Regions from separate parts of the Homo sapiens genome. Here all the other regions are linked to region 2. Evidence: chromatin loops called from intact Hi-C (ENCODE). Cell type or tissue: heart left ventricle. All regions are shown on one strand. Region 1 overlaps CTIF (cap binding complex dependent translation initiation factor). Region 2 holds the start of CTIF-AS1 (CTIF antisense RNA 1). Region 3 overlaps SMAD7 (SMAD family member 7).

Region 1 (8,000 bases), 130 kb before region 2:
CCCCCCATTGCATGCAGGAGGAGGTTCCCGGTGCTGGAAGTTCTATGTAAAAGGCCCCAGGGAAGGCAGTAAGGTCCATTCACTTATCCACCTAGATGCCACATTGAGGCTGAGGCCCCAGGTGGCCTTATACATAGGACCAGCCCTCTATAGCCCTGGCCTGGATTGTTCCTGGAGAGGGAGGACCTCAGAGGGTGCAAGGCTTTGTTCTGTCACCTCTGTCACTTTGTTCCACTCATTTTTCGCCTCACTATAGTCTTCCAGCCCCAGGCCAAAAACAGCATAAAATAGAGCTTCTCCATCCTCCCCCAGCACACCACCCTGGACCACCAGGCACTGTGCAGATTCTGTCTTCCTTCCATGGCCTGAGCTTCCCATGCCCTCCCTCCCTGCAAATCACTTCCTGCTGGACTCTTTTCCAAGGCTGGGGGCTCCATGAGGACAGGTGCCTGTGCTGCCTTGTTTGTCCTGGCACACTCAGCCCTGAGCAGAGTGTCAGGATCACAGGAAAGATAACGATGATGATGATGATGATGGCATCGATGACAGTGATGATGACAATGAGGCTTACTATGTACCAAGCATTATCCTATGTTCTTTACATGTTTCGGAACTCATTTAATCCTCACAAGGATTCTAGCAGCCAGATGCTATTATCTCCATTTTACAGATATGGAAACTGAGGCACATAGAGGTTAGGTCATCTGCTCAAAGTCACACAGCCATCAAGAGGAAGAGCCAGGATCTGACATTCACAGTCTAACTCTAGAGCACAGGCCTCTAACCACTGTCATGGTTTATACACATACACTACATAGATGTGAGTTGTTCTGGGATGGATGGATGGGTGGACACAGGGGACCTAACAGTGGCTTCATGAGAAGCCCCGAGTGGCCCGGTATGCCCCATTGAGCCACACTGAGTCTTGGGACAGGGTTAGCTCCCCATGGCTGCTGCCTGTGTGCAGGTAAGGAGGCCAGGAGGTAGGTTAGAGCCCAGGGCTGGAGGCCCACACCGAGGAGGCTGGCACCCCCTGGGCTCGTGTTACACTAGGGGCTATGGCCAGTTCCCTCTGCCCGGCCTCAGAGCCGAGATCCTAGTCCCTGCCGCCGCCGGTAGGGAGCCTCGGCTTCCTGTCCATTGTCTCCTTGGGGCACACCCGGTGTGTTCCTGAAGTGACCTGGAGAGGCAGGGAGGGAGGGAAAGAGGGAAGGGGGCCAGCCCAGAGCCTAGTCAGGGTGGGAGAGGGGAAACGAGAGGGGAAGACTTGGTGTTTTTCCTTATTTGTGTTTTGTATTAAAGAAAACAAATAATATCCTTTGAGAAAACCATTAAACAAAGCACATCCTAAGGCCCCAGAGGCCTATTGTGGCTGCCTGGAGCCCGGAATTCATTCATGCTTTCTTGGCTAGATTGTTGGAGGCAAGAGAGACGGGGGTGAGAGGAAAGGATTGTTATTAAAATGTATTTTGAAATGTGTTGCTCCCTCCCTGCACTCAATCCAGTCCAGGCCAAGTGGCCATAACTCCAAGGTCCCTGTGTCCTCCTGAGTCTGTTGTTCTCCCATTACCTCTCTGGGAAGCTCCCCAAAACTGGCCAGTCCCAGCATAGCCAGGGTGGTCAGTTTCCCCCATGAGCTTGGGGGCTGAGCCCCGTGAAGGCAAAACAGTGGGACCCTCCTTTATGGAACCTGAATCCCGAGGGCTGCATGTGCCCCACCACAGGGTGTAACCCACAGGACTATGATCTCTAACTCACTGTGTGGCCACTCTGGGCCTTGGGCTCCCTGCCTGTAAGGTGGGGAGTGGGCCAGAATAGACCCCCTCTGACTGCTCTCCAGCAGCCTGGACCCTGTGGCTCCCTGTCATCCAGCGCATGCTCAGGTCGCTGCAGGTGGGTGGGAGTCACACTCAGGCTATGGCCTCTGCATCCAGGCCTATACCCAGGTGTCCCAGGTCCAAGCCAGACCACTCCCTCCCACTTGACTCCAAGCCTTGGTACCCCCTACTCCACCCCAGGCCGCTCATAATGGAATGGTAGTGCATGGTGGTGCTCTCTGCCATGTCCACACCAGAACACACTTTTCTGTTGGAGGAGGGATGGGAAGAGGTGGTAAGAGCAGAGCTGGCCATCAGCCCAGCTTGTGCAAATAGCTCTGCCTGTGATCCTGCATTTGCAGGATCTGCCCTGGGTTGCAAATAGAGGGTCTCTCTCCAACCTTGATGTAGATGTAGAAATAGTTGCTGTCATGATGACAATACGCAAAAGACTATCCTTAGAATTTTCCCCAGTTCCTCCTTTAAAGTTGAAAAAGGAGCCTGGGCAACAAAGTGAGACCCCATCTCTGCAAAAAATCAAAAAACAAGCCAGGCGTGGTGATGTGTGCCTATGATACTGGCTACACGGGAGGCTGAGGAAGGAGGATTGCTTGAGCTCAGGAGGTCAAGGCTGCAGTGAGCCGTGTTTGTACCACAGCTCTTCAGCCTGGATGACAAAACAAGACCCTGTCTCAAATAATAATAATAATGATGATAGTAATGCTGAAAAAGTAATTTAGCTAATTCCATGTTTTCCTAAATACTCCCTAGGCAATATAGGGAAAGAAGATCTTGGGTAAAAATTTCACTGGGGGTGCCTGGACTAGGTTTAGGAGACAAATTTCCTCTTCACAGGGCTTAGGGTTTTCAGGCTTCACCTCCTTGGTCCTCTAGCAGCCCAGAGAAGAAGGGTAACATTCCCATTGTGTTATGGAACTTGTGCTTAGAGAAGTAACTTGTCCTGGGATGCACAGCCAGTGAGCTGCAGAACCTGGCCCCAGCTCTGTTGCTCATTTTCTGCAAAACCTTGAACCAGCTTGTTCATCTTTCCAGATTTGAATGTCTCATCTGTAATTCAAGGACTTGGACATAATGGATTCTAAGGTCCTCATTGTCCCTACTGTTCTTTGATTCTGTAATTCCAGCATCACTGCCTGGTAGGAAGTTCATTGACTCTACTGTTTTTCCTTTTTCAGTCTGGATTTGGTGGTTAGAGTCTAGTCTCTCCAAACTCTTGATGTCTTTCTGTCTTAGATGCTGGTGTACTTAGTGCAGTCCCAGAGGTGCTTTGCTCTCTTTCAGGAGTTACTAATGATCCCCCTTCCTCCCCCCATGACACAGGGCTACCACCCGATGCCCCATGAAGTGGAGATCGCACACACCAAGAAGCTGTTCCGCAGGAGGAGAAATGATCGAAGGTAGGAGAGACTTCGTCGTGAGCTTTGGGTTTTCCTTTCCTGCTTCTGCCATCTGTAGCGACGTCAGCTTTGGCCTGCATTTCGCTTTTCCCAGTCACCAGCTGATCCTGATGAGATGGGGTTGGTGGCATCGTGGGTTGGTTACTGGCTGGGGATTCCCCAGGGGCAGAGTGGCGGCTCCACTTCTCTTGTTGGCCTAGGGATTGGCTCCCTTCAGGCGTTTGGCTGAGAGCCCACCATCACCACTGCCTCTTCCTGGGGGTCAGGCAGTGACCAGGCTTTGCAGTTCAGGAGGAAAAATGCTGTTTCCGCTGACCTCAAAGCAACAATAGTGGTCCTCAGAAAATAGGACTGGCTGGCTGTGTGTTTTGAGACATGGCCTCCAGGAGGCTCCTGGAGCTCACAAGTGCAAGAGTATCTGTTTTCCTCCTCCCTGGTCATTGGGGGTTGTCCCTCATGCGTGCTGGCTCTGCTGTCACAGGCAACACACAGATCAGCAATGGCACATGCTACTGCTCCCAAATTCCTGGGGGAACCCACTTAAACTAAGGCAGAAACCGAGATCTCCTGTGGAGCTCAGACTCCCGAGTGACAATGGGGCCAGGAAAGGGGCAATGAGGTAGCCCTGGATAAGAACATGCAGCTGAAATTGAGCATCCTGGGAATGTGTGCATTTATTTTCAAAAAGGCTTTCTTATAAGGGGAGATCTTCAAGATATATTTTAAGTGGAAAAAATTCAGGTGCAGAGTAATGTTTCTTATGTGTGGTCATTTATGCAAAAGGGGGAGTTAGAGTATATTTTTTGCTTGAACATGCATAAATTATTTCTGGATGGAAATACCAAAAAAAGAACGAACAAAAAGGCTTATGCCTCAGGAATTAAAATGAGGTGTTCCTCTATAGGGAATATATTCTTAGATAAAGATGACGGCTTTTGGTTCTACCTTTAATGAACAGAGAATGTTCTCTGAGGGCCAAGAAACAGCCGGTGGACATGCCTTGCTCAGAACCCTAGCGGCGCCTGTGCTCAGGCTGGCTGGCCACCTCCTTAGGCTGAGACCAGGGTCTCTGATCCTTCCCTACGCATGCACACCCTGAATAGGGATTATTAGGTGGTGACTGCAACTCTCAGGGTGGATGTAGGCCTGGGTGCCCAGACTGCTTTGTCATCCACTGGTGGATTAAGTGGATCTGAACACATTCACAGAGGATGGCAAATGTATAAGTAGCTTGGGAAGAAGGCAGTGTCCTGGCTTAGAAATCAGAACCACCAGACACTTTCTGTAGAAGCACCAGGCATCAAAAAGGAACACTGAGCAGGAAGAGGTGGACCCAGGCCTGTTCCTGCCTTGACCAGAGTACAGTTTATCGCATCGTGTGTGCTGCCTTTTTGCTGTGCAGCATCACAGAGGCAAATTCCTGGTTTCTGGGTTCCTGGTAGAGGGAAGAAGGAGGCAGCACCCCTCAAGGAGGAATAGGGTTCACAGGGGCCTGGGAGGTGTCAGAGAGAGCAAAGGCTTTATGTCCTCTGCCTCTGGCCCTGTAGTCTCTGATGGCAGGGAAGACCCAGAGTGTGTGTCTGGGAGGTGTGGAGAGTCCCCGAGCTTCCTGATGAGAAGTCACCCTCTGCCCCACCTCTCTGCGCCCAGGCAATGGCAGGCTGCCACCCAGCATCCAGGTCAGCCTGCATGTCCATTTCTGGGCCAGGTCACCTCACTCAGCAGGAAGACCCTGGACAGTGGCAGGCCTCCGGAAAGCAGCAGCGTGACCCAGGGATGTAGGAAGAGGAGCGCGGCATGCAACGGCTGGGAAGCCGAGCTTCCGCTGAGCTGCGCTCACATTCACCAATGTCCGGGTTAGGTCAGCACACCTCCCAAAGGATGTGGACGGGCCAGGGTCCAAAGTGAGGCAATAAAGATGATTAAAGGGGTGGAAAGTATGTCCTGTGAGGAGTGCTGGAGGGCTGGGGCCAGGGAAGAGGAGGCCGGAGGGAAGGAACATCGTGCCGTGAAACTCATGAAAGATTTATACGGAGAGATGAGGGGCCGCTGCCTCCATGTCCACAGGGACCCAGACTAGAGGAAGTCAGCTTGGATGGAAGAACAGAGTTTTCAGCTAGACCGAAGACAGACTTATGGAGCAAACATCTTGACCATTTGGGGCAACACTGTGCAAGTCAGAGCAGCAGCCATGCCTGAACACAGAGCGTGTGCTCGTCGGGGCGCCCCGCTCTAATTCCTCTTCTAGATGCGGTAGAATCCGTTACTCACTCACAGCCTGGAGCTGTCGTGGAGTCCTCAGGTGATGGGGACTTTCAGGAGGAAAGCAGGCAGCCATATAGTTTAAGGACCTTTTTGTCTAAAAGCAGGGGTCTCCTGAGTCTGTTTTGGGAAATCGTGGGATTCTGCCACCCAAAGAGCCGCTGCAGAATATTATCAGGTGACCCCTAACCTTCCCAGCTAATGACCCATAGTAGTAGCCTTGCTAAGTGTCAAACCTGCATATTTGACCTTGGAAGTCCATACTTGTGTGCAGCAGGTTCACCTTCCTAATATTCTGGGCTTAAACTACACTGGGAGGGGCTTGCATTTCCTGGGCACGCATGGTGGCAAAGGGAGAAGTGACCAGAATCAGATTTGGTGGACAAAGGGCACAGCCAGCATCTGTGCCATGCCTCTGATCTCCCCCCACCATATGAAGGGAAGGGGCCAGCTGTATCCCTCTGGTGGCTTGGTGGCTCTCCTTGGAATGGAGAGGAGTCTGTGGCTTTCCATCTTCCTGCAAAGTGGCTGGAGTTGGTGTCCGATAGCTGCAAACTCCAGGCAGCATGAGCGTGCTGCTGAAGCTAGGAGCATGCAATTTCCCACAGCCTGGAGCAGGGATTTTCAGACTGGGACCTAAAGTCCTAGGCTTCATCAAAGTCTGTGTCCCATCCCAGTTCCAGCTGCACTCTCAGGGGTTTTTGTGTGCCTTACTGCTTTTATTTTCCACTTGTTTAAGTCTGAGGCTGTTAGCAAGCTGAATTATATAGCAGTTTAGGGACATGCCCTGGAATTAGGAGCTGGATGGGAATCCCACCTCCTCTCCTCACTCACCCTATGATCTTGCCAATTACATCACTTTTGAAAGCCCTGTCCCTTCTTCTACAAAATGGGTTCACTAGTCAGGGAGCTGAAAGGAGCTGATTCTAATAAAGCACCTAGAAACACGGTCTTAGTGTTGGCCCACTCTGCAGGTCAGAGGGGGTCCTAGGTGCTCAGGAAGGCTTTCAAGGTAAGTGTGGAGCACAGGTGTCTGCAGTGAGCGGGGAGCTTTTGTCCTGTGATTGTGGCAGCAAACCCGGAAAGCCTTGCCCTGCATTCCCTCCAGGGGCGGGCCGCTAGGATCAATTGTTCCTTCCCCTGGATCCACTTTTAAAGCCCTACCCACACTGTCAGAGGGGGCAGAGCCTGGGCTAGCAGGGAAGGAGGCCCCTTCAGAGTGGTCACCTGCAGACTCTGCTCCTGATGCCATGGGCTGCGTCTAGTGAATTGTGGATGTCTTTTTTCCATTTTGAAAAAAAAAAATTAAGCTCATGGACAGTTCAAAGGTTTCCTCAAGAATGTTCTTGACATTTGAACAACTAGTAACCACTTGTTTGTTTTTGGAAGCTAAGAAAAGACATTTGCTGATTTCAGACAAAATTATGCATTTTGTGACATAAATGTGCTAAATGAGTGTTCCACGCGTTCCTCAAAGAGCAGCATGCCTTCTGATGCTCTGGCCCCATGCAAGTTGGAGACCTGTTGCTTGGAACGGGGGCTGCTAAGGCTCGTTCCCCCCCTTTTCTCAAAGCTTTCTGCCCAGAGCACATAGACCAGAAGAGCAAGCTCACTAGAGGGCTGGAGACCCGGCGCACTGCCCAAGTTGACCCTGAGTGAGGTCCCTCACCGCTGGGGAGGATATTTTCTCTCCCCACCACACCCTGGCTGCATTTAAGAGATGAACACATTAAGGCAATGAATGGATGTTGTAGCCTGAGCTCCCTGGGAAGCAGGCTCTGGGACAGTGATTATCAGCAGCTGCTTTTAAAGGCATGCCTTTGGTGTTGATACTGGTAGAAGATCAAAAGAGGAAGTGGTATCAGCAGAGAGAAGTTGGGCTGCAGTGCAGTCTTAGAGAGTTCTGAGCCTGTAGGGGAGGTTCTGAAGTTGGGCTGACTCTTTAAGAGCTGTCCCAAGATGGGGTAAAGGGGCAGGCCTTGATACCTCCATGTCTGTTGGTCATCAGGCAGGGACTGCCCAAGGAAGGGAGCGTTACCTTGGGCGGGGCTGCGCTCTTTGCCCAGAGCAGTTGTCCTAGGGGTTGGCAGCTGAGGGCTGTCTGCACAGCACTTCCAGCAGCCGGGAGGCAGTGCCCCGCTCCTGAATGTGTATCACAGCAGACACTGCAGTGAAGCACTGTTCAGTTCTCCTACTGGGATTGGTTGGGCTGTACCCTGTGCCATAAGCTGTGCCCGAGAATACGGGAAGTATAGGGTGTGGCCCCTGCTCTCGAGGGCCTGAGCTGTAGCTTGCACAATGGTGCCTTGACTCCAGAAGCAACCAGAACGCTGTGCATGACTGTCAGTCATCCACGTGTTAACAGGGAGGAGGCTTAGAGAAAGCAGCCATCCTGGGAGATGCTCCAGAATGCTTCCTGGAGGAGGTGGGGCTTGAACTACTAGTGAGACCTCCAGGAGGATTTGGGAGATGGGAGGGTGTTGGGATGAGAGGAGCGGTGCTT
Region 2 (8,000 bases):
GCCTGGGAGCTGGGGAGGGCTGAGGTCTGGGCTGGGGGAAGCACCTGAAGGCAGGGGTGGAAGCTATGGGCCTAGGGGCACCTGAGCCTGGGTGAGCCCAGCCCAAACTGAACAAAGGCGATTAGAGCTAAGAAGAGGGTCTCAGTCATTTATGGAGCCTCTGCCACTCCCATCCACCTGAAGAGACATTTTTCTCAGTGGTGCCCACTCTGACTGCACCAGAAACACCCAGAGATCTTACTATACAGATTCCTAGGCCCCCACAGCCCTACATAGCCCTAAAATCAAAGAGTGAGGGCTGGATCTGTTTCTCTCCTAGGTGGATCCAGTACAAACACAGGGCTGGGAACTACCCACTGGATGCATCCCTCTCCCTGCTCCCAGATGCCCTGAGCCCCTGCCCCCCACCAACCTGTCCCAGCAGCCCTGGGCAACTGGGTGACTGCGAGGCTAAGAATCCCCCACACCCACACCCTCCCTGGTGGGAAGGGAGTGGGGCTGTCTCTGGAACTCTGATTTGGTTTTGCTGTCCAATGCCAGAACGGGGGCACACTGAGGAAGAGAGACTTTTAAAAACAAAGTCCGTCTTCCCTGGGGTTTTATTTTACCTTGGAAAATAGAAGAACTGATTTTTTTTTTTCTACTTTCCCCCAAACTTGCTCCCTATCAGTGTCCCTAAAGTAGGAAGAGTTCTCACTTCTCCAAGTGTGTAGTCTTGGCATTAATTAAAATCCAGAAATGACAGCAACAAAGCACCTGCTTTTTCTTCCTGCTTTTCTCCCAACACCCCGGCACATCAACAGCCCGTCAGCTTGTGGGTAGACTCACATAGGAGCTGGAGCCTACACTGAACTTTCATCCCAGGCGAAATGCCTATCAGAAGGCAGGTGCGCTGCCTTCCCAAGCCAGTGCCCTCCTAGAGTTGAGCGTGCTGGGCTGCCCACGCCTCACGTGAGCCTCTCGGTGCAGTGGCCGCCTGGAAGATGTCTCACCTGGGTCCTTGCACAGGCAGATACTGGAGAAAATCTGAGGAAATATATAGATTGATTTTTGTCCGCCCCCCTGAAACGAGTCCCCTTTATAGTCACACTTCATAGAAAGCACAACACAGACAGCATGTCTGTGCTTGAGGCTGTGGCTGTGCACACTTGGGTGGGCTCAAAGTATATGCATTACTGCACAACCTTTGTCTCCCTCGGGGCCAACACAGAGTTTAGTGTAGGAGCCTTCACTTAGGCACTGTGTTCACCTTTACAGCCTTCTCCAACACTTCATTTATTTGGTGGCCCCTTAACCAGAAGCATATGGAGAAGTTGAGGGATTTGCCAAGGGACAGGCAGCAATAGTGATTTGCCAGGGCAGGCCCTGAAGCCTGTGTTGGTCACAGGCAGATTCAAGGGCAGCAGCAGCCCCCAAACTCTAGATCTGCATCTCAGGCCCAGGCACATCTCCCTGACACCTCCCCGGGCCTGCCCACCAGCCCCTCAATCTCTAAGTGTCCTAGTGGAACCTGTCTTCTGCTCCCCAAGCCTGCACCTCCTCCCGGAGAAGGACCTCCAGGCTGTGCCGGCTACAGCCCCGAGGCCATCCCTGACTCACCACCAACCGCCACCCTGCTGCCAGTTCCCAGGGTCTGTGAGCAGCAGCTCTTGCAGATTTTCTTGAATCTGGCCACCACTTTTCTGCCTCTCCACGGCTCGGCTAGGCCACTGTTTCCTTTCCCCTGAATTACCCCACCAGCCCTCTCACTGGCTCACCCCTCCTGTTCTCAGTCTCACCCTGCCACCCTCTCTCTGAGCACTCCTGACTCACTTTTCTCCCTGCCTGTGGTGTCCTTCCCTCTCTTCCTCTCCTCACCCCACTCTCCTGGCTGTAGCTTCAAAGGTTTCTTCCCAGGAAGCTGTCCCTGAGCCTCCTCTCCTGACCCAGGTGAGAACAGTTCTTCCCGTCACTGACCCCACAGCACACTCTACACTGTGCCACTTGCAGCCCACTCAGTTCTAAGAGCCACCACTGACCGAGCTCACTGTGTGCCAGATACTATCCTAAACACCCCACATCCTCTTCTTTAATCCTTGCAACTACCCTTGGCGGGAGGTAATATTAGTATCACCACTTTACAGGTAAGGAAACTGAGACACAGAGGGGTTGCCTGTATTGCACAACATGACTGGTGGGGCGGCTGAATCAGGATTAGAATCCAGGCAGTCTCACTTTACAGCCTTAGTTCCAAATGCTGATCTGCTTATGCAACATCTGTCTTCCCTCCTAGACTCATAAATCTATAAGGCCAGGATCTGTGCCTCCTTGTTGAATGAGTGAATGAATGAAAAGTTGTTACTACCCCCTTCAGACACCCTGGAGAAGTTGGACTTGTTGTGCTCCAAGGCTTTATGTCACTGGGGGGCTGCATCCCAGGGAACAGAGGCCCTTCCGAATGGCCTCACCCCAGCCAGCAGAAAGCCATGCTTTCTTTCAAATCCAATCTTCAGGTCTTCCGAGAGGCCCAGGTGGACTCAAGTGCCTGTGTGAGCAGTGTGAAGAAAAGCTAGTCTAGGTAGATGCTAGACTAGACCTAGAACTAGGTAGAAGCAACAGTTGCTCCCAGGCTGGGAGTGGTGAGTCTTCTGGCTACGGAGGTCAGAGAAGATCAGGGAAGGCTTCCTGGATGAGGCTCTTACCATTGTTCTTAAGGGATCTGGTCAATGGAGCCAAGATCAGAAAAGGCATGCTCAGCCAAGAGAATTGTCAGCAAAACCCAGAGGCAGATAAGGGCAGGATGCATCCTTAGACCTGTGAACAGACGAGTTTGGGTGGATTGGAGGTCTGTGAAGGGGGCAAGGTGGGAAGACTGTAGGGCCCAGAGCAGAAGTGGCCCAGCGAGCCGCCTGAATGCCAGGCTAAGCCCTCATCCCCATGCAGCCTGGTCAGTTGAACACAGTGAGAATGCACAGGTGATAACAGAATATTGACTCACATGCTCATTCATCCAAAAAGATCATCTCGACTTAGAAAAAGAGTTGCCCCATTATTAAAATTTATATTCTGCTAAGGGTAAGGCTCTAAAGCCAAACAAACTTCCAGGTGCCAATTAACTTCTCTTATCTCCGAGTCTCTTAGACTTGGCAAAGAGTACTTACCAAATCCCTACTGACACCCTGGGCAGCCCCAGGCCCTTTTCTCAGCCCAGGCCTGTCTGCTCCTCCAATGGGTGGCTGCTCCTCTGAGCACAATGCTAATTATGCCCTTAGCACAGCCCGATTCTTCTCTGAACAGTAACAGAGCTTAATTGTCTCCGGCCCAGCTGTCCCTACCCAGTTGGTCCTTGGTTACTGCATTCTGCCCAAACCCACTGCAGAACCAGCTGCACTCCCTCACCCAAAGGATAGCCCTCCAACCCAGCTCCTGCCACAAGGCTTCACTCCACCCCCACCCCCACCCCCACCCCAGAAGATGGGCACCTCTGTCTGGAAACCAGGCTACTACAAGTGTTGATCCTTCTTCAATACAGCATGCCAAGATTATCATGCAAAAAAGAACATGGTTTAAGCAAAGGTTTCTTCAAAATTCCGTGCTTGGTGGCAGAGGAGTGGGCCAGTGTGTCCCTTTTCTAAGTCCTCCAATGACCCTTGCTCGTTATTTATGCCCTCCCTGACTCATGCTCTGTAAAGTCTGAGGTTGGTAAAAGCCCCCTACATTTAAGAGGGCACCTGGTTAATGTAGGCATCCCATAAACAATCTTCTAAGAAGCTTCTTCCCAGTCTCAGGGAACTGTAGGTTGGCATAGCCTTGCAGATAATCTTGTGCCCAGTTGGTGAGCAAGCAGGGGCCAGTGGCTGGAGCGGCCCCTGGGCTCTGGGCATGGGGAGGCCCTCCTTCTGAGCTGATGGGTGGCCTCTGCAGCCGGGCCCTCCCTGAGCTTCCCTCTGGGACAGCAGAGAACTCAACCTCTCTGCCTAGGGCAGCGCCCTCGTGGCCCCGGCTCAGCCCAGCTCCTCTAGGGAATTGAGTGGCTGGACTGTGGTTTAGTCGCCCCCAGGGAAGCTTACCCAGAGGAGGAAAGGACTGTTTCGCAAGCCAGGCCCGGCGTTCTGAGCTGGCCTGTCCGCCCCTGGCATATGGCTGGGCCTGTTAGGAAATCAAGGAGACGCTCTGTCTCTTTCCAGCAGGCGCCACTTCTGTCTTGCCACTGCTTTGCTCGATTCAAGACGCTGGCTCGGGGGCCAGGCTGGTGGGCAGGCAGGCGGGCAGGCGGGCAGGCCCCTCTCCCACCAGCCCGGTGCCTGGGAAGCGCTCACTGTCTCCTCAGCCGGTGTTATCCCAGGGGTCCCGCACCTGGCTGATAAGGCCAGGCGGCTATCAGTGGCCATCTCGGGTGGGAGGGCAGGGTGGCTCTCAGGGAAGGATTCCAGACTGTTTCCTTCTGGGGCTGAGCTCCAACGCCCTTATCTCCTTTCCTGCCAGGCAGGGACTCCTCAGCGCTCACACACAAAAGAGAACTCCACCCAAGACGCACAGCCCCTACCTACTGGAAGGTGGAGGAGGCTTTGCCTCCGGTTTCATTAAATCTACCTGGTTCTCAATCGGGGGCAGTTAAGTGTGCACTCAGCTAATATCAATGTATTTGGTCCTGCCAGGGGGTGGGAGGGTTGGAGAGACGGGGACGTTCAAGTAATGGAGCTGCCTTGGTGGCTGTTTTCGAAGCTCCTGGACTTGTCAGTCAACTGAAACGTCTCTTGGAAGAGAAACAACCAGGGGATGGGCCAATGCCAATTACAAGATTCAGGGGCTGCGGGGATGGGGAGGTCAGGCCTCATGGGACTGAGTAGAACGAGGGTGGTGGGGCCTGAGTGTGAAAAACCAGGCCTCGCTCAGCCCCGCTCTTGGCTGCCTTGAAGCCTGTGAGGCAGGAGGCCTGGTGAGTATTATTCCCGTTTCATAGAACGCAGGCCTGTGGGTGGGAGTGCTAGAGGGAATACGGGAATATATTATAGAAGATGGGTCAACGGAATCCTTGAGAGGTCAGCCGAGCGCCCATTCCTGTTAGCGCGGAAGGGAGAGCCCTGGCCTCACAGTGTTCCCAGGATTAATGTTCCGCCTCAGAAGAGCAGCCTACCCCCAAGACTCTCAGACTTACTGCTGGGCAATGCTTTCCAGAGGCCAGGGCTGGCCTAGGTGACCCCACAGGGCCTTGTTCCAGCCCAGCAGTCGCTGATTCTACAGGCAAGTTACTATGGGAACTATAACTTTGAATTTCCTGGCTCTGGGGCTGTGAAAATCACAACCTGAACCTTCCGTTGATGTGGGTTTCTCGATTAATTTCCTGTTTGATTGTTTACTTTAGAGAGCGGAAAATGCCTTTGCAGGCAGCTAGCTCCCTCCACGGAGACACTTATCACACCCTGCCCCCACAGCCAGCAAGGTCAAGTCCAGGCCTCAGGTGGGTGGAGGTAGGGGCCAGAAGCAGGGGCAGGGACTGGGGGAAGGGGCTGGAGCTGGGGGCAGGGAGGAGGCTCAGCCAGAAGCAGATGGCAGCCTGAGCCCCCTGCCCTACCCTTCTGCTTGCCCGGGGTCCCAGCCTGGTGGATGTCGGGGCTGTGGAGGGACCTGTGATTTCAGAGACCTGTGAGCCTTTGAGGGGAGCCTCCCACCCACCCCAAGCCCCAGGACTGGCCCCTGGCTGCCCAAACTATCCCCTGTCTCAAGGAGCTCTGTTGTGCAGAGTCAGACATACAGTGCAGTCCTTCCTGGAGAGGGTGGCCTCAGTGGGGAGGGTCAGAGATTTCCCCCTAGGCCAGGCACTGCTGACTGGGCTGCCCAGTGCGGGGCTGGGCGTAACTGCTCTTCTACCCTTCTCTCCTCCATCTGCCCTCCCCAGGGCCCTGCGCTCCAGCAGGGAGCTGTGCCCAGTGTTCCCAGTGACCATAACTCCATCCTGTTCCCTGCGGAGTGGGGAGGGCTTGCAGGCTCAGGTGCCGCCTGCGAGCCAGGAGTTCTGATCTCCTGTGATGATAACCACCCATCTCTAGGCCATGGGACACTCGGTAGCCTCTCGAGCCCTCCTCCCCACCCCAGCTACCCAGCCCCTAGATGGCCCTGAGGCCCCATTTATAATGGGGGCCCTGAGGCACGGGGAAGGGAAATGGAATAGGCCAGAGGGCTGTGGACTACCCAGGGGATCTGGGAGGCCTGGGAAAAACTCCCAACCTCCCAGCACCCCTCCCTTATCTAGGTGACCGTATATGATCCACATCAGGGCAGTTTGGAGAGTGGAAAGGATGCTTTTACTAATGACTTTGAGATGACAGGTGAAAACTGGAACTATTCCAGGCAAACGAGATGTGCCATCACCCCACCTTTGGCCGGCCTCTCCCCATCAGCCTATTTATGTGGGCACTCACTGGGGAGCAGGAGTGAAGCTATTTTTCTACCTACTTGTGTGCTCTTGGAGAAATCATTTCCTTCCCTGTGCCTCAGTTTCTGTAGCTGTGACATGAAGAGCGTTGCAGTGGTGCCTAACTCAGATCATCTGGTAGAAAGATCAAATGGATCTTTAAAAACACACAGAGCACATAGAACAACCACTCAAAATATGTAAGCCAGGTGAGCATGAGGATTCCGAAGGTGCTGTTCACCCTCAGAGGCCCCCTCTCAAAAGGGGAACCTCAGAGCTGCCTTAGGCATTTCCTGTTCACTCCTCAGGAGGGATCTTGGACTGGGGGCAGTGAGCACAGAAGAAGCTTCCAGAAGGGATGGGGAGGGCCTAAAGGGGAAGCTGGGAGGCACTGGCTGCAGGCACAGCTGCTTCCCTGGAGTCTCAAACCCACCCCAGGGTCCTGGGGATTCCTGGCTGCAGGCACTGTGAACAGAACTAGCCCCTGTCTAGGCCACTAGCTGGAGCTTGGTCCACAGGAGAAGCCGCTGGAGTTGTAGCCCTGCCTTCTGGATCCAATGTCTCCAGAAGAATTTGGTGTCTACCCTGAGCCCCAAATTATATTTCCAGCCCCCGGGCCAGCTGTGGGATGAAGCATCCCCCATGTGACATCCACTGTCGCTACTTTGTACGGGGTGGTTTGCAAGCCCGGCAGGAAGGAGGCTAATTATTCCCTCTGGGGCGCCTGGTCCGCAGCTAGGGTGCCCGCCCGCCTTAGTTAGGAGGGCTGGCAGCCAGACCACAGGGCACAAGCTTGGACTGAAGGCCAGGTCAGAACCACAAATTTCCTGACATCTGACCATAACCACCATACCAAGGCTCCATGTTAGACTGGTGGAAAAGTGGCATGGGGGCCCATTCCCCTCTGCTGAAGGTGTCTGCACTGTGGGCAGGCAAGAGCGATTAACATAAAACAGCACTAATTTTGTAGCTTTGGTGCCAGGCTAGGCAACATTAGCATCTACACAAGCACCTATATCCATGGCCACACCAGCCCTTCCTCCCACTTCAGAGGGCGACACTACTCTTCTTTAAGGCAGATCTATGTACTTGATCCTTTCCTCCTTTCTGATTATCCTCTTCTCCTGCACTCTGGCACCTCACCTCTACCTTTAAACTGGCTCAAGACTCTCCTACTTTAACCACACCAGATTCCCAGACCATTCTAGGTGACCCTGTGCCAGTGTCTTTCCCCTAGCATCCTCCCCTTTTCTTCTTCCATAGGCAAGTTCCAAAAACAAAGAAAAGAGGGAAAGGAAGGAAGAGAAGAAGGGGGTTGGGGTTGGGGGTGGGGGAGAGAGAGAGAGAAGAAAGTACAGAAATTCATTCCAAAGAAAAAGAAAGAAATGGTGTGCTCTTTCTGTCTGCACTTCTGGACCTCCTTCACACTCTCCAACCCTGCGGGGCCCAGCCCAGGCTTCCACTGCCCCAGTAGCAGCACTGAAGTCATCATGGCAAAGGTCACCCATGCTCTTCTAATCACCAAATCCAGGGGACCTTGGTCATTGTTCGTTTTACTTGACCTCTCTGAGCTTTGACACTGGTGACCTTGTACTTCTTGGAACTC
Region 3 (8,000 bases), 93 kb after region 2:
GTGTGCCGACACATGAGGCACAAGTCAAGGAGGCCCTACCGTTGGCGATGCCTTAAAAAATTAAACACAGAATGACAGTGTAATTTAGCAATTCCACCTCTGGGTATATACCCAGAAGAACTGAAAGCGGCGACTCCAGTGGTATTTGCACATCCATGTTCACAGCAGCATTATTCACAATAGCCAAAAGGTAGAAGCAAGCCAAGTGTCCATCAAGCAATAAATCAACCAGACATGGAATATTCATACAATAAAATATTATTCAGCCTTAAAAAAGAAGGAAATTCTGACATACGCTAGAGTATGGATGAACCCTGAGGGCATTATGTTAAGTGAAATAAGCCGATCACAAAAGGACAAACACTGTCTGATTCCACTATTCTATGAAGTACCTAGAGGAGGAGGCAAATTCATAGACAGAAAGAATGGTGGGTGCCAAGTGCTGGGGGAGGGGAGAAGGGAAGTTAGTGTTTCATGGGAACAAAGTTTCAGCTAGGGAAGATGAAAAAGTTCTGGATGTGGACGGTGGGGATAATAGCACAATATGAATGTACTTAATGCCACAGAACTATACACTTAAAAATTGTTAATATGGTATATTTTATGTATATTTTACCACAATAAAAGAAAAAGGCCTCAGCTCTCTTAAGGCTCTCCTTTGCACCCCCATAACTAGTCCTCATAAGCATAGATTTCCTGAACTGGGGATTCCACGGGTGGGACTGGGCTTCAGCAAAGATATCGGCCCCCTGCAGATGTATACAAATTGTGGTATAGCATGCATTTTTCTGAACAGAGTCCTCAGCTTTCACCCATACTTGGAAGAGTTTGCGAGCCAAGAGACAGAAAGAACTACAACCTTTTTATTTTAAAATGGAAGCAGTCTTTGGCTTCCATAGGGATATCTCATCAATAGGGGGATCATTCCCACACCCCTCAAATCCAAGAGACAAAGATCACAGATCACCGAAGGGACTTGGCAGCCAAGCCCAAGCCCTTATTTTGCAGATGAGAAAACTGAGGCCCAGAACACAGAAATGGCTCCTGCAAGGCCATGTGGCCAGCCAGGGGCTGAGACACTCGGCCTCAACCCAGGAGAGCAGGCCAGCCTCTAGTGACAGGAAAGTGGAGGATGCTGGCCCCGACATTGTAATTCTCTCCCAGCCCCCTCCTGGGACTAGGGCATCCTGGACACCCTGGGGGGAAGGTGGGGGGGCTTCTGAGTTTTTGCAGGCCCCACGATCCTGGGCTCTTCCCCAGAAAACAGCCCCCCCAGCAGGGTTTTGATTGTGCCCCCACTGAGCAGGAGATGGGGCCCATCTATTTGTAAGAACGGTATGGTGCACTCAGATCACACTGATAACTAACTTTTTAATTTTCCCTCTTGGTTACTGATTCATGAGGGGGTGGGGCAGGGCTGGCTCAGAGGCTGCAGTGAGGCTGACAAGGTCCCCAGGCCCAGCTCTTGATGATCCTCACTTAGCCTGCAGGGGAAGGAGACACTTAACAGCTTCATGAGGTGACTGGAAGGTGGGACAGGGGACAGGGACAATCATTTAACCTCCGAGTGAGCCACCCCAGAAAATGCAGACAGCTAATCTGCCAACGGCACAGTCATATCTTGGCGTCTTATTGTTTTTGTTCCTGTTGAGTGACAGTCGCAGATCAAAACGTAAGAAAGCAATACTGAAATGAGCACACAGTCGCTGGCCTGGTTATCTGAGTTGTCTTCTGGCTGAAAGAAAGTCCCGACTTTGCAAGATGAAATTGGAATTGAGACCAGATCTTCCCTTTCTGCTCTGATCAAACCCCCCAGCAAAAGCAGCTCTCCCCGCCTTTTCTTCCTGGTGGGGCTTCACGGAGGAGCGAGAAGAGTAATTCAATTAGTGAACTCCACAGAGCTTGGAAGCCATCGGTTGGCCCCGGGGGAACAGACAGAGAAGGATGAATGTGAAAAGGAAACACCCTGGTAACTGCATCTTAGATTATTTCATCCAAACCCAACCCCAGACAGGCCAGGGCCTCACACACAGGGCTGACACCTCAGAAACGGGCTTAACCCTCAGATTTAAAATTAAAAAGCAAGAATTTCCTTCATCCCCCAGATGGTCTTCGTTGCGAATCAAGTCCTCTGGAGTTACAAAGGGAAAGTCACTCCTGGGCTTTGAAAACATCCCACTTCTCCTCTGGCTGTCAAGACATTAGATACTGTCTTTCCAGATGTTTCCCCACCCCTTGGCCGTGGTCCACTGAGGAGCCTGGCGCTAGGCTGGTCACTTCCACTCTGTGCTGTGCCCCAGGTACTACCAGGGTCTGGAGGGTGGATTATAACCACAGCTCCTGTTCTTCCTGCTGTCATCTTACAATCAGCAAGAAGCGGGGTGGGGAGGCGGGCTGGAACCAAAACCCGGGAGACCTACCTCTGTTTATCCACAAGCTTTGCTTTATCTCAATTCTCAACAGACCACACAACCAAAGCAGAAGTAGAAGTGGATGACTCAAGAGCTAGGCCCATCCCAGGGGGCCCACCCTGCACCTCCCCCACCTATGGCCTGGCTTCATGGAGGGACCAGGCTCCTCTGTCCTACAGAAGCTGCCCCTGCCTGCCTCCAGGTAGAGGCAACTCCTAGTCAATCCCCCCTCCCGCCGGCTCCATCCCCATGGATTCAACATCACCTTCGGACAAGCCATTCCAACTGCCAATTCTTAATTCTAACCCAGCCCAGGAACTGGTCCTCTGCACAGCACACAGCCTGGCACATAATAGGTGTCAATACATATTTGCTCCATAAACAAACCACAGGGACACACTGGCTTCTTCCAAAGCAGCGGGCCCACCTAGCTTCACACCCGGCAGAGGGAGGCACATGTGAACCCACCTGAGAGGGGAGCACACCTTCCAAGCACGGAGTCAGCCAGAAGGACCAAGTCCCTCTCCTGGACTCCCCACGGAGGACACAAGAGGGAAGCCCTGTTCTGCGCTAGGTCACACTCAGCCGCCGCGGCATATGCCACTGAGAGGTGTTTCCAAGGCCGGCGCCGGCCCACCAACCTCTGTGGGCACACCACCTGCCCACAGCATTCTGCTTTGGCGTCCTGCTCTGTTTGGACAAGTTGCCCTCACCAAGTGTTCAACAATGCTTTTACACACCCCAGGGCCCTTGTTGTGTTATGAAAACAAAACAAAGCACGCTAAGGAAAAAGCTGGGAGGGTGGGGGTGAGCGTGAGTGGAGAGCGGGCCAGCCACACACACAGGTCTCTTTCTTTCTGGTCTCTGTCCTAAAGACGGCTCCTTGGCAGCACGGGCCGGGGCACTGTCCCATGCCCTGTGTCATTAGAACAATGACATCAACAAAGAGGGGATTTAGAAACCCAGAGACAAAAAATGGAACTGGACCTTATCTGCACCACTGTAGGGCTGTGATAAGCCCCCTCTCTGGGAGATGCTTCTAGGTGAACCATATCACTCCTTCCTCCAAAGCACAGCACCGTTACTGGACACAGCTGTACCAGGGCAGCTCCGAGACCCATTTCCCCTCCACTCCTCACTAGCACCCTAGAAATAGTCTCAGGAAAGTTACAGAACTCCTGCAGGATGAGGGGGACACGGTGGCTTGAAAACACGAAGGCAGCCCTGAGTTCCCGGCGGCTAAGTGCCAGGTGCCTCTGTTAGGGGAAGGCAGTACCGGGGGTGGGTAAAAAGGCTAAAGGCGTGAGTAAATTCTTACGTACCCCCCATCAAAAAAAAAAATACAATCTTTTTTTTGCAAGTTAAAACTGAGCTAATGACACTGGGTGGGGCTCAGTGTTGAGGACTCCCCAGCCAAACCAAAATTAGCTTCCAGCCAAGAGCTGCTTGGCCTTACCATTTGGGGAAGGAAGCTGAAAAAGTCATGAAAGATTCTTTAGTAAAATGGGAAATAAGGCGGCAGTTAACATTTCAACTGAAGGTGACCCTTCTGGTAAAATATTTTTTTAAATAATAAAAATAACATAAAGTTCTCAAACAGCCTCTTTCTTAAAGAAAATGGCCTACATGTTCTCGTGGGAGTGGAAGGGAAGAAAAAAAAAACACAAAACAGAAAACAGGCTAGCCGTTTCTCAGCCACTACCTTTCACGAACCACTTTTCTCTGGAGTTATTCTCAAAAAAAAAGATGATGCAATTTCCTGTCTTGTCCCAATATTTCCTGTTAACTTACAAGGTGAAAGTTATCACCCTGTTTTAAATAACTGTCCTCAACACCGCTGAAAGTCCCTTTTCCCAGCCAGTGCCCACCCCTATCAAAAAATGTCCCCATCTTAGAGTATAAATACGATCATTTTCTACACCTTTTAAGAGTTGGCTTCGTAAGAAGCCTGGTTCTCTCTCTAGCAGATACTGAATCCACGGGGCACCTTCCACGGGAGTGGAAGCCCACATCTCCCAGGTGAACCCACAGAGAGAAACAGAGAGGCTGGGGGGCAGCCGAGTCCCCCAAGTGAGCCAACAGGTTTAGGTAGAGTGGCCGGGATCAGGTGAGTGTTGCTTTCTTGGTGTGTTAACCACTAAATTGAGAACTGTGCCTCAGCAGTTAATAATATCTTCCCGCTGAAAATAGCCCGGAGAGGAAGCCTCTGTGTGACAGTAGGCAGGCAGCCAGGCTTGGGGCTAGCCATTCAATACCGAGCGAGAGGTGGTAGGGCCAGTGGTGACCTCCCTGTGGCTGTGCTTACAGTATCCTTTCACGAGGCTCCCGCAAAGGGAGGGTGCCCGGGCCAGTCACCTACGGCCACTGCAGCCCTAGAACTTGGGCAAGGACATCACAGGGACTGGGGTCTCCAGGGGCCCAGGAAGGGTCTGGATCACCAGCTTTTGGAGCCAACCCTGGCACCATCCTGGTTCGCAGTCACTGGGATGGGCAGGCCAGGGGGACCCCGCAGAGTGAGAACAAGCATATTCACTTCCCCCAGCAGAAAAGTCAGGCCGGGAATCAAACCAGAGGGAACTTTCCTGTCTCTCATTTCTGGAACCCACGAAGAAAAAAGGAAGGTCGAAGGATCAGCACAGATGTGTCTGCTTGCTCAGGTAACACACAGCAGAAGGCCAGGCGTGGTGGTACACGCCTATAATCCCAGCACTTTGGGAGGCTAAGTCGGGAGGATCACTTGAGGTTAGGAGTTCGAGACCAGTCTGGCCAACATGGTGAAACGCCCTTTCTACTAGAAAAAAATTAGCCAGGCATGGTGTGGCACGCCTGTAATCCCAGCTGCTAGGGATACTGACGCATGAGAATGGCTTGAACCCAGGAGGTGGAGGTTGTAGTGAGCCGAGATCACGCCACTGCCCTCCAGCCAGGGTGACAGAGTGAGACTCCATCTCAAAACACACACACACACACACACACACACACACACACACACACCACACACACACACACGAGATCCCAGGCAGGCTACCAGCCTTGCTCCCTGGTCCATCAATGTACTTCCCATGTGACCTCAGGGCTGCCACCAAAACAAGTGTCTACCATCATCAGGTCCTAGGCAACTAACAGAAGTCTCTCCAATTTTACTCTCCACAATCACTGTTCCTTATAGATTATCCAAGTATCTACATGTATTTAAAACCTACCGCTGGCCATTTTTTGGTCAAACTTGTGGTAAAATACACATAACTTAAAATGTGCCACCAATGGCATTGAATACATTCGGTGAACTGTGCAACCATCACCACTCTACAGTTCCAGAACATTTTCATCGTCCCAAAAGGAAACCCGGTCCCATGGGTCCCTTTTACAATCCCATTCATGACAGCAAAGCAAAACAGTGGACCATGTATAGTTAATAATAGTTTTCTCTCAAATGTCTCTACAAAGAAGCAAGAAAGTTATCTGGGAAGCTGAATCCCGAGGGATTTTAGTGTGCGAGCAAGTCCAGGAACCAGCACTTTACACCTTTTTTTTCTTCTGCCAGGTGAAGACAACTGCTTTGAGAGTGCTGCTCCGAGTTCAAGGCCTGGACCGAAGGAAGTAAAGACCAGCCTGGCCATCATAATTCTGCAAGGAATTATGACACAGTAACAACAATAATAAAGGAGCAAAGAGGCCGGGCGCAGTGGCTCATGCCTGGAATCCCAGCACTTTGGGAGGCCAAGGCGGGCGGATCACCTGAGGTCAGGAGTTCAAGACCAGCCTGACCAACATGGCAAAACCCTCTCTCTACAAAAAAGTACACAAATTAGCCGGGCGTGGTGGTGCACGCCTGCAATCCAACTACTCAGAGGCTGAGGCAGGAGAGTCCCTTGAATCCAGGAGGCAGAGGTTGCAGTGACTCGAGATCCTGCCATTGCACTCCAGCCTGGGCGACAGAGCAAAACTCCATCTCGAATTAAAAAAAAAAAAAATTAAAACATTAAAAAATTTTAAAAAGAAGCAAAGGAAGCCAAACTTGATCATGAATTCTTCGGCATTTCCTCCCTTTTCACTGCTCCACCGGCTCTGAGCTTGCCACGGAGGTCCCATAGGTGTACAAGTCTACGCAGCTACAGTCAGGCTTTGCTAAGTAAAGGCATGTGTGTGTGTGTGTGTGTGTGTGTGTGTGTGTGTGTGTGTGTAGGAAGTGAGGGGCAATCAGCATGCTACAGTGTCACCAAAAGTGACACCACCCAAAGCCTGGCCTTCACCTGGCCCTCTCCCTTTGCTGGCCCAGTTCAGCCTGGGGACAGGATGCGTGAGGCGGCAGCAGACCATCTTGTCTGGCCGGCAGAGCAGCCCAAATTTGCTCCAGAGATTTTAAATGCTGTCACCCTGTATTTAACCCCTGCCGGACTGCCTCATTCTTTCCAGGACAAAAGGGGTTTTATCAGTAAGCCCTTCTCCAGGGGGAAGTGCATGACCTGGGGCACTGCAGAAGAGGCGGGGTCCAGGACTGGTCTTCACCAGGGTGTGGGTGTGCACCAGGTGAGCCCGCCCCAGCCCTGACTCATCCTGTTGGCAGGTGTTTAAGGAGAGGCAGAAGGTGTCCCCTGAGTTCTAGGCCGTCATTTCTCACAGTGGCCTGCAGGGTACTAAGGGGATGGGAAGGAAGGAGCTTGCTCATGGTCACAAGCACCTGTCCACCTGAGTCCCCCAAAGTCCACGCTCATGAGCATTTGGATGAAAGGCCCACATGCCTGTGAGCTCAACCTGTGCCCCCTGCCCTCACTCCACAATGGCATTAGAGACCTCAGTGAAACCATGAGCTGTTTTGTAGCCAGGCAGGGGGAGGTGACTTAATTTAAAAGCAGAGCAACAGGCGCCCAGGCCCAGGTTCCCAGTTCATGATCACAATTCCAAGCCAGACAATGAATAATTGTTCACGTGCAGCTGATTAACTTTCCTTAAAACAGGATGGAGCAATGTTTCCTAAGCTACTTGGTTTGAGCCCAAGTCAACTGTGGACTGAGCCAGGGGTGCATTTTCAGATTATATAGGTATTTTTGAAGGCTCTCCTCTGAGACTATGACAGATGCCAGCAAGGATCAAAGAGAAGGAGACAGAAACATCCTTGGATGCTGAATGGATACTGACTCAAGGACGCTCCCATCCCCCAGACTTGGGGACTAGTAGCCACATATGAATCTCAAGCAAAGAGTTGGCCACCCTTGGGTTGGAGGCATGGTGCCGGGTCTCTCCAACAAGCATGACTTCGCACAGCCAAGAGATGGAGTTTCCCAGGACACGTGAGCACTTCTGTCTCCACTGCCTCCTACCTCCCTCCTTGAGATCCATGGGAGCACTTCTTTTGAAGTTTAAATAACTACAAGTGGTTGCTGGCTTCCAATCCCTACCCTAACTGGGCAGGTCCATATGGCTGAGGCCCAGCCAGCTCCAGACATTCATATATAAAGGAGGAGGCTAGAAGATGAGTCTGCAGCTGAATAACCTACAACTCACAAGGGAGATGCTGCTCCCTCAACCCACTCAAACCAGGACAGCAGACAGGCAAAATGAAAGCCCCCAGACAGAAACTCCAGATGG

The links. Peaks named below come from ENCODE experiments on the same cell type or tissue, not always from the same donor. Only the 100,000 strongest peaks of a DNase experiment are listed, where the experiment ranks them.
Region 1: a loop joins it to region 2, with 1.9 times the contacts of the local background. A loop is called at or near these places in 6 of 110 quality-filtered maps.
Region 3: a loop joins it to region 2, with 2.7 times the contacts of the local background. A loop is called at or near these places in 31 of 110 quality-filtered maps.

Annotation. Positions count from the first base shown.
Region 1 is chr18:48,708,461-48,716,460 of GRCh38, forward strand. It overlaps CTIF (cap binding complex dependent translation initiation factor), which reads left to right. Exons shown (of 12, transcript NM_014772.3): 7 at 3,159-3,235. Among named protein-coding and RNA genes, the nearest start is that of MIR4743, 42 kb to the left of the region's middle. In heart left ventricle, a CTCF peak has its summit at 3,612 (motif pointing right); DNase peaks (open chromatin) are centred at 1,111, 5,002 and 7,721; H3K27ac peaks cover 5,078 bases.
Region 2 is chr18:48,837,440-48,845,439 of GRCh38, forward strand. All of the region lies in intron 10 of CTIF (cap binding complex dependent translation initiation factor), which reads left to right. CTIF-AS1 (CTIF antisense RNA 1) reads right to left here and starts at 4,439. Exons shown (of 3, transcript XR_935449.3): 1 at 4,050-4,439; 2 at 2,682-2,793. RefSeq lists enhancers at 1-161, 432-1,210, 1,211-1,989, 7,099-7,599. In heart left ventricle, no CTCF peak of the experiment used is centred here; DNase peaks (open chromatin) are centred at 1,552, 4,052 and 5,512; H3K27ac peaks cover 4,532 bases.
Region 3 is chr18:48,930,713-48,938,712 of GRCh38, forward strand. All of the region lies in intron 3 of SMAD7 (SMAD family member 7), which reads right to left. Among named protein-coding and RNA genes, the nearest start is that of SMAD7, 16 kb to the right of the region's middle. RefSeq lists enhancers at 1,731-1,880, 2,139-3,024, 4,466-4,535. In heart left ventricle, no CTCF peak of the experiment used is centred here; DNase peaks (open chromatin) are centred at 2,295, 3,002 and 4,679; H3K4me3 peaks cover 4,905 bases; H3K27ac peaks cover 5,695 bases.